Regions from separate parts of the Homo sapiens genome. Here regions 2 and 3 are each linked to region 1. The links are chromatin contacts, found by Hi-C or POLR2A ChIA-PET in ENCODE. All regions are on one chromosome and are shown on one strand. The core of a region is the stretch at or near the end of the contact, and the rest is flanking DNA. Distances in the headings are between cores, read along the strand shown. Region 1 holds the start of AP2S1 (adaptor related protein complex 2 subunit sigma 1). Region 2 holds the start of NOP53 (NOP53 ribosome biogenesis factor). Region 3 holds the start of MYPOP (Myb related transcription factor, partner of profilin).

The links. Hi-C counts contacts between places; a loop is a spot of excess contacts on that map. ChIA-PET counts read pairs that join two places held with the same protein, here RNA polymerase II (POLR2A). Pooled maps may share reads with other maps.
Region 2: a loop to region 1 is called in a map of naive thymus-derived CD4-positive, alpha-beta T cell, with 22 times the contacts of the local background. The contact joins the promoter of NOP53 here to the promoter of AP2S1 in region 1. A Hi-C loop is called at or near these places in 1 of 168 maps with a recorded cell type or tissue (naive thymus-derived CD4-positive, alpha-beta T cell) and 7 of 50 pooled maps. POLR2A ChIA-PET finds 5 or more read pairs at or near these places in 1 of 52 experiments (Caco-2).
Region 3: a pooled map shows a loop between it and region 1 (7-fold over the local background). The contact joins the promoter of MYPOP here to the promoter of AP2S1 in region 1. A Hi-C loop is called at or near these places in 7 of 50 pooled maps. POLR2A ChIA-PET finds 5 or more read pairs at or near these places in 2 of 52 experiments (GM12878 and OCI-LY7).

Annotation. Positions count from the first base shown.
Region 1 is chr19:46,849,400-46,852,099 of GRCh38, reverse strand. AP2S1 (adaptor related protein complex 2 subunit sigma 1) reads left to right here and starts at 1,254. Exons shown (of 5, transcript NM_004069.6): 1 at 1,254-1,336. The coding sequence starts at 1,334. RefSeq lists an enhancer at 930-1,239.
Region 2 is chr19:47,744,252-47,746,951 of GRCh38, reverse strand. It overlaps NOP53 (NOP53 ribosome biogenesis factor), which reads right to left and starts at 1,406. Exons shown (of 13, transcript NM_015710.5): 1 at 1,169-1,406. The coding sequence starts at 1,392. RefSeq lists enhancers at 213-713, 1,134-1,523.
Region 3 is chr19:45,901,284-45,903,983 of GRCh38, reverse strand. MYPOP (Myb related transcription factor, partner of profilin) reads left to right here and starts at 1,371. Exons shown (of 3, transcript NM_001012643.4): 1 at 1,371-1,414; 2 at 2,159-2,700. The coding sequence starts at 2,211. RefSeq lists silencers at 679-758, 1,319-1,368 and enhancers at 1,019-1,128, 1,559-1,608.

The sequences.
Region 1 (2,700 bases), core at 5-2,504:
GGGTGACCAAGGGAGACCCTCTTTCAGAAAAAAGCAAAAACAAAGACACACCAAAAAAACACTAAACTAACTGCTGACCTGGAGGGTTTTTTTTTTTTTTGACAGAGTTTCGCTCTTGTCATTCCAGCTAGGGTGCAATGGTGTGATCTCGGCTCACTGCAACCTCTGCCTCCCAGGTTCAAGCAATTCTCCTGCCTCAGCTTCCCGAGTTGCTGGGATTACAGGCACCTGCCATCACACCCAGCTAATTTTTATATTTTTAGTAGAAATGGTTTCACCGTGTTGGCCATGCTGGTCTCGAAGTCCTGACCTTAGGTGATCCACCCACCTCAGCTTCTCAAAGTGCTGGGATTACAAGCATGGGCCATCATGCCCCCGCCAAACTAGAGATTTTTTTTTTTTTTTGGAGTCTCTCTCTATTGCCCAGGCTGGAGTGCAGTGGCGAGATCTGGGCTCACTGCAACCTCTGCCTCCGGGCTTCAAGTGATTCTCCTGCCTCAGCCTCCCGAGTAGCTGGGACTACAGGTGCGCACCACCATGCCTGGCTAATTTTTTGTATTTTTAGTAGAGATGGGGTTTCGCCATGCTGGCTAGGCTGGTCTCGAACTCCTAACCAAGTGATCTGCCTGCCTCGGACTCCCAAAGTGCTGGGATTACAGGAGTAAGCCACCGCGCCGGGCCGGTTCAAATTTATGCTTTTAAACTGTTGTCTCCCGAGAGACACACGCAACGTATTTTAAGCAAAACACTGGCTTGGTGTTGTGGTGGCTCATGCCTGTAATCCTGGTGATTTGGAAGGCTGAGGGTCGCTTGAAGCTGAGTTCGAGATCAACCTAGGCAATATATCTAGACCCCTGTCTCTATTTTTAAAAAAATTAAAGAAATCACTGGATGAGGAATGGAAAGACATTTTCTATCTCCCCAGGACAGTTTTTTAAAATTTAAAACTACTATTCCCAGCATGCCCTTCTCCCCTGGGTGGGGGGAGGGGACCTAAGAGAACTACATTTCCCTGAATGCAACGCCTTCACCGCTGGTTCTTCAGCATCTCGGGAATTGTAGTCCTCTGTAAAGATGTTTGTCCACAAATCCCAGCATGCACTTGGGATCTGACTCGTTTGGTAGGAAAAGGACTGGCTCTGACTCTTCACCCATCTTCACCCAGGCTGGCCCCTTTGGTGAAACTACAACTCCCAGGGGTCTGTGCGCGAGAAGGCAGGCGGGTTTTTCTACCGGAAGTCCGCTCTAGCTCTGGGCCCTACAACTGCACCCTGAGCCGGAGCTGCCCAGTCGCCGCGGGACCGGGGCCGCTGGGGTCTGGACGGGGGTCGCCATGGTAACGGGGGAGCGCTACGCCGGGGACTGGCGGAGGGGGGGCCCACGCGTAAATAGCCGAGGCTGGATCGGGCGCTGACAAGTCCCTTCTCTGCCGCGGATGGTCTGGGTCAGGCGCGGGCTCTGGGGATTGGGACCGATCCAGGGCCGGGAAGGAGGGCACAGGGCGGTGATTCTGCGCGCGGGGGTTACCAGGGGTCTCGCGGCGACGGGCATTGGGGGTGGTGTTCCAAGGGGAAAGGGCTGTGCAGGTGGGAAACGTTGTAGATGGTTGGAAGCTTTGAAACGAGAGGAAACTCGTGAGACACAGTCTTGTGGGTAGCGAGAAGGCATTGGAGGTGGGGAGAGGGCGTCCGAAAGAGGAAGGCGCTCTGGAAGTGTGGCGGGAGCGCTGGGACGAGAACGCGAGACCTTGGAAAAGGGGAGGGAGGTTTTCTTGATGGGAGGAGTCTCTAGAGACAAGGATCTGATTGCAGGTGGAGAGGGGATGTTGAGACAGGGGCAGGAGACTGCCTGTGAGAGAGGGATGATCTCAAGAAGAGACCTGGCACAGGAAACCAAAAGGAGGCAACTGTAGGGAATGAAACTTAAGGGTCTGGGAAAGCGCTGTAAAAGGAGAGAGGACCTGGAGGTAAGATGGACACTCGGAAAGAATGGGGAGCAACTGAATAGGTCTTTCCAAGAGGAGAGATCTTGTGGGGTGGGGAGTAGGCTTGAAAGTGTGAGACCTGGGGAGGAATCTTTGTTGGGGCAAAGACTCAACATTGGATTTAGGAGTGCCCCTATCCCCCAGGTTGGGGCTTTGGATCTAGGAAAGGGTTCTTTGGGCTGGAAGTTGGGAAAGAAAACGAATGAGAAAGAGTGTCAGAGCGGGGGCGGAGTCTCCTCCAGGAACAGGGTCCTTGGAGGCAAAATGTGACCTTTTGAAGAAGGGAGGAAGCTTGGGAGTGGGACAAGGGATGTCACCAGTAAAAAGCCCATTGAGGCCCCAAGGAGGGGAACTGAGACTGAGAAAGTGGAGGTCAAAAGGGAACAACTCCAGAGGAGGGGGATTGGAGACAGGGAAGGTTGGGGGGCATCTAGAGGGGACAGCAGAGGCGTGAGGATGCAGAGATTCAGGACGGAGGGGACTTGAGATTCCAAATGGGAAGAAAACAGGGAGAGGTATACAAGGGAATTTGGGAGTAAGAGGCAGAGCTTTTTGTCAACTCTGTGGGTTTGCTTCTAGTTCTCCTAACTGTGTGAATATGTCTCCGGCTCTGCTCCCAGGCTGTGGCTGCCTGGTGTAGGCCCCCCAACGTCCCTTCCTGCCTGGGACCCCTGCCCTGCTAGGAAGTGGTTTTCCCTGGCTCAGCAGGAGTTCTT
Region 2 (2,700 bases), core at 157-2,656, 890 kb before region 1:
GCAGAACATCAGCCAGAGATGTTGGAGAGGAAAGAGATTTAACCTGGCAGGTCCAGCCTTCATCTTCCGCTTAGTCAAGTCCCGCCACCGGACTCTTCCAGGCTAAGGCTTCGCCCAGCAGTTTACAGAACTTAGTATTTAGGAAGGACTGCCAGGCGCAGTGGCTCACGCCTGTAATCCCAGCACTTTGGGAGGCCCAGGCGGGTGGCTCACCTGAGGTCAGGAGTTCAAGAGCAGCCTGGCCAACATGGTGAAACCCTGCCTTTACTAAAAATACAAAAATTAGGCTGGGTGTGGTGGCTCACACCTGTAATCTTAGCACCTTAGGGGGCCGGGGCGGGTGGATCACCTAAGGTCAGGAGTTCAAGACCAGCCTGGCCTGTAACATGGCAAAACCCTGTCTCTACTAAAAATACAAAAATTAGCCGGACGTGGTGGTGCATGCCTGTAATCCCAGCTACTTGGGAGGCTGAAGCAGGAGAATCACTTGAACCCAGGAGGCAGAGGTTGCAGTGAGCCGAGATCGTGCCATTGCACTCCAGCCTGGACTACAGAGAAAGACTCCGTCTCAAAAAAAAAAGAAAAAAGAAAAGAAAAGAAAAATAGCCGAGCGTGGTGGCGCCCGCCTGTAATCCCAGCTACTAAGGAGCTGAGGCAGGAGAATCGCTTGAGCCTGGGAGGCGGAGGTTGCGGTGAGCTGAGATCGCGCCTACTCCAGCCTGGGCGATAGAGCGAGACTCCGTCTGAAAAACATATATATATACATATATATACACACACACATATACACATATATATATACACACATATACACATATATATACACACACATATATACATACACACACACACATATTTAGAAAACAGCAAGCTAAGGTGGATGCATGGAACGTATTTATGCTAAAAATTATTCATTGTTTACCTAAAATCCAAATTTAATTGAGCGTCCTGTATATTTATCTGCTAAATCTGGTAACTCTATCAAGCTCTCCAGCTTCCCATGCTGAGTCCCCTGCCCATGCTCTCCATTTCCTCGGCGGTCCCCGGGACAGGAGCCCCCAACCCCCGACCCCCGACCCCCGACCCCCGACGAGTCCACGCAAGCACGCCTGGCCTTGCACCTGGGCGCAGGAACCGTCCCACCTCCCGGAAGTCCCGCCCAACGTACCCGCTCGTGCGCTCCTGTAGCCGCACGTCTTCCAGGAACTGGTCAACCTCCAGCCCCAGCGGCTCCTGAGCAAGCCGCCGCCAGCCCCGCTTCTTATTTCTTGGGCCTCGCCGCCGCCGCCTCAGCGCTGGGTCCACCGAAGTGGGCCGCAGCCCCAGGAAACCAGAATCGGCATCGCTTTTCGAGCTGCGCTTCCCACCAACGCCACTGCCTCCTGCCGCCATCTTGTCAAAGGAAGAACTCAGCCACTGGCGTCCCAAAAAGCCCCTTTGCAGCGTGCGCGCGCAGATTTCCCACCCTCTTCCGTGACGTACTTCCTGTGGCAGCCATATTTATAAAGTGACTGGAGTTGCCAGGAGGCTGCCATCTTGGTAAAGGATAAATGGCTCCTCCTTCCTCCATTCTTTACAGCGGGATCTGAAGATTCCTAACGGCGGCGGGTGGTAGGAAAGAGACGGGAAGGTTGCAGGTTCTTAGCTTTCGCCCTTAAGCGAACACCTTTCCCGGCCGCCTGGGGTCTTTGCTCAAACTGATTTTTTTCTTTAATAGATAAGGTCTCACTTTGTTGCCCCCAGGCTGGAGTGCAGTGGAAGGGTAATGGCTCACTGCAGCCTCCAACTCCTAAGCTCAGGGATTCTCCTACCTCAGCCTCCCGAGTAGCTGCGACCACAGAAGGGTGCATCCGCACCTGGCTAATTTTTTATTTTTATTTTTTGTAGAAATGGAGCCTCCCCATGTTGCCCAGGCTGGTCTCAAACATCTGGTTTCAAGTGATCCTCCTTCCTAGGCCTCCCAAAGCGCTGGGATTACAGGCTCACACCACCACTCCCGGTCCAAACTGATGTGTGTGTGTTTTTTTTTAAGAGACAAAGGTCTCACTATGTTGTCCAGGCTGGTCTTGAACCCCTGGGCTCAAGTGATTCTCCCTCCTCAGCCTCCGAAAATGCTAGGATTACAGATGTGAGCCACCATGCTCGGCCTGATTATTTTTTAATCTCGTTTTCTTAGAAAGTCAGAACCGTCAGTGGCAGATTCCGCACAACACACATTCCAATCTCAGAAGTTTTGTCCTCTCAAATGTTCCAATCCTAGGATCTTAGAAATCAAGTAACTTTCGGAATATCAAAGTTGGAAGCACAGAACATTAGAGGAATGTTAGAAACATACACTTTTAGGACCCTAGAAGTGCAGACTCAGAATCATTCATCTTGAGCGGGCTACTTCACTGTGCCTCAGTTTCCTCATCTGTAAAATAAAGATGATAACAGTACATCTGCGTCATAAGTCATGCAGAAGATTAAACATATGTAAAGCGCTTAAGGCTGCGTCTGGCATCTGAGTGTTAGCTATTGTTACTGCCTTGCCCTCTGAGGCTTCATCTTAGAATCAACTCATCTTTGTCATTTACAAATAAGGAAGGAAGCTCAGAGGCTCTTGGGCCCTGGCAGCCATTCAAAGGGATCCATGGCAGGGCGTGGTGATTCACGCCTCTAATCCCAGCACTTTGGGAGGCCGATGCAGGAGGATCGCTT
Region 3 (2,700 bases), core at 122-2,621, 950 kb after region 1:
GCTGGAGAGCAGTGGCCTGATCATAGCTCACTGCAGCCTGCAACTCCTGGGCTCAAGCGATCCTCCCGCCTCAGCCTCCCAAGTAGCTGGGACTACAGGCATGTATTTTTTTTTTTTTTTTTTTTGAGACGGAGTCTCACTCTGTCGTCCAGGTGGAGTGCAGTGGTGCAATCTCAGCTCACTGCAACCTCTGCCTCCCGGGGTTAAGCGATTCTCGTGCCTCAGCCTCCCGAGTAGCTGGGATTACAGGCATGCACCACCATGCCCAGCTAGTTTTTGTATTTTCAGTAGAGATGGGGTTTCACTGTGTTGGCCAGGCTTGTCTCGAACCCCTGACCTCAGGTAATCCGCCCGCCTTGGCTTCCCAAAGTGCTGGGATTACAGGCGTGAGCTCCACCGCGCCCGGCCCAGGCTACGGATTTTAGCTTTTATGTTCATTGTACCAGGAACTGTGTAAGTGCTCATGTATATTTATTGAGTCGATGAATGAAGCACCAATTGTCGAATGACCTTGAGGACTCCTGCAGGATGCTAACGAACACACTTCTCAGCCGGACTGAGCTCCATCATCCTGCCATGCGGCTCACCCCACCTGCGTTCTGGCTTCATTCCTGTCTCCATGCACTTGCTTAAAGTCGTGCCGGCGTCAGGATCTCCCTTCCTACCAGCCAGGAAGCTCTTCCCTCTTATTTTCCCCGCTCCTCGAGGTAAAGGTGCGCACAGAGGGGCCCCCAAGGCGTGACTGGAAGGCTTGTGGGTCGCTATGGTTACTGCATCCGCCCGGGGCGGGACATCCCCAGGACGCCCAGCCTCTAGGGGTGCGAGGTGGGAAGCTCTGGAGCGGCCCAGCGCAGGGGCGGGCAAGCCAGGAGGCAAAGCGGTTTCCTCACGCCTCCACCCCACCCACACAGTTGTCAAGGAGACAAAGCGCTTCCCTTCAGCGCTGTCTCCCTCCCCTTTGGTTAGAGGGCAGGGTGGGCTGGAAGACTGTCCGAAAGGTTGGGTACTGGCGCGCTCCCAGCATCTCTCCCATCCAAGCTCGCAACGCCTGCGCCGAGACCCGGTACCGGGTACAACCCGAGGCACGCGCATGCGCGCGATGGAGTTTTTGCGCGTGCGCCGTTGTGGCCCCAGGAAGCTGGGGTACCCGCGCGGCGCTAACGTTGCGGCTGCGCAGTTGCGGCCTGCTGGTGGGGCTCGGCGGAGCGCAGTTCTGCGCCTGCGCTGTGCTGGGGTAGGTGGGAATGAAACCCTGGCGGTAAGGGCATTGGGGCCGACTGGCCCTGGGCGCGCCTGCGCCTTGGCATGCGGGGCGGCCGGAGGCGGGGCCGAAAGAGGGGAGGGAGGGAGGCGGGGGGTGGGAACAGGCCGCAGAAGCCCGAGCCCTGACCCACCGGCGGCTGCGGCGGAGCCGGTGAGTGACCCGTGGCCCGACTCGGTCCCCACCCTCCGCGACCTTCGCTCTCCCTGCCGTCCCCCGTAGCCTCCGTTGTCTCCTTGTGATACGGGACCCCCGTTATTTCCAGAGCTCCCCTTAATTTCTGGCAATCCCCAGAGCCCCCACAATCCTCGCAGACCCTGATCCCTAATATTTGATCGTTCCAGCTCTTCCAGTGATACAGGAGCTCCCACCTCACCATTATTCCTGGACATCCCTCTAAGGGCCCTTCTCATATCGGTCTTACAGACGCCCCGTTGCCCCCTAGAGCCCCTAGAGCGCCTCCTCTGCTCCAGATTCCCCCCTTCTTGCTGCATCCCCCCTTCCGCATCTCCTTATCTTCATGCATCTAAGACCCCCCCGAGGCACCCCCATCCTCCCTCCATTTCCTATCCTCCCGTGCCCCCATTCTCTAACTCCTGCAGACACCTCCTCTCCTCGCACTTTTCCTCCTTTCCTTCCATCCCTCCAGACCCTCCCCCAATTTCTATCAACTCTTCAGCGTGGCACTTCGCGCCGCGCGAAGTCCGAGCCAAGCGCTCAGCCGGTGTCAGCTACTCTTAGGCGCTTCCGACTTACCCGGGTGCCCGTCGCCCCCGCCCGCCCCCCGCCCCCACTCCTGCCCCCGGGGACTAAGGAGCTCTCGGCCCGGCGGTCTGGGAGAGGCGGCGGCGGGGGGACCCCGAACCCCAGCCAGCCCCGTGCGCCCTTTGCCCGCAGCGCCGGCGCCCCCCATGCGCCAGACGGCAGGACGGCGGCGTCGGGGGGCGCCATGGCCTCGGCGGCGGCGGGCGAAGCGGAGGAAACCACCCGGTTGCGCAAGCCGCGCTTCTCATTCGAAGAGAACCAGATCCTGATCCGCGAGGTGCGCGCCCACTACCCGCAGCTCTACGGCGCGCAGAGCCGTCGGGTGAGCGTGGCAGAGCGGCGGCGCGTGTGGGACGGCATCGCCGCCAAGATCAACGGTATCACCAGCTGGAAGCGCACGGGCCAGGAGGTGCAGAAGCGCTGGAACGACTTCAAGCGCCGCACCAAGGAGAAGCTCGCTCGCGTGCCGCACTCCACGCAGGGCGCCGGGCCCGCCGCGGAGGACGCTTTCTCCGCGGAAGAGGAGACCATTTTTGCCATCCTGGGGCCAGGTGTGGCGGCGCCGGGGGCAGGTGCTGGGGCGGAGGAGCCCCCTGCGGCCCCCTCTTCACAGCCGCCGCCCCCAAGCGCCTGCCCTCAGCGCTACGTGTTGTCGGAAGACCGCCGGGAGGACC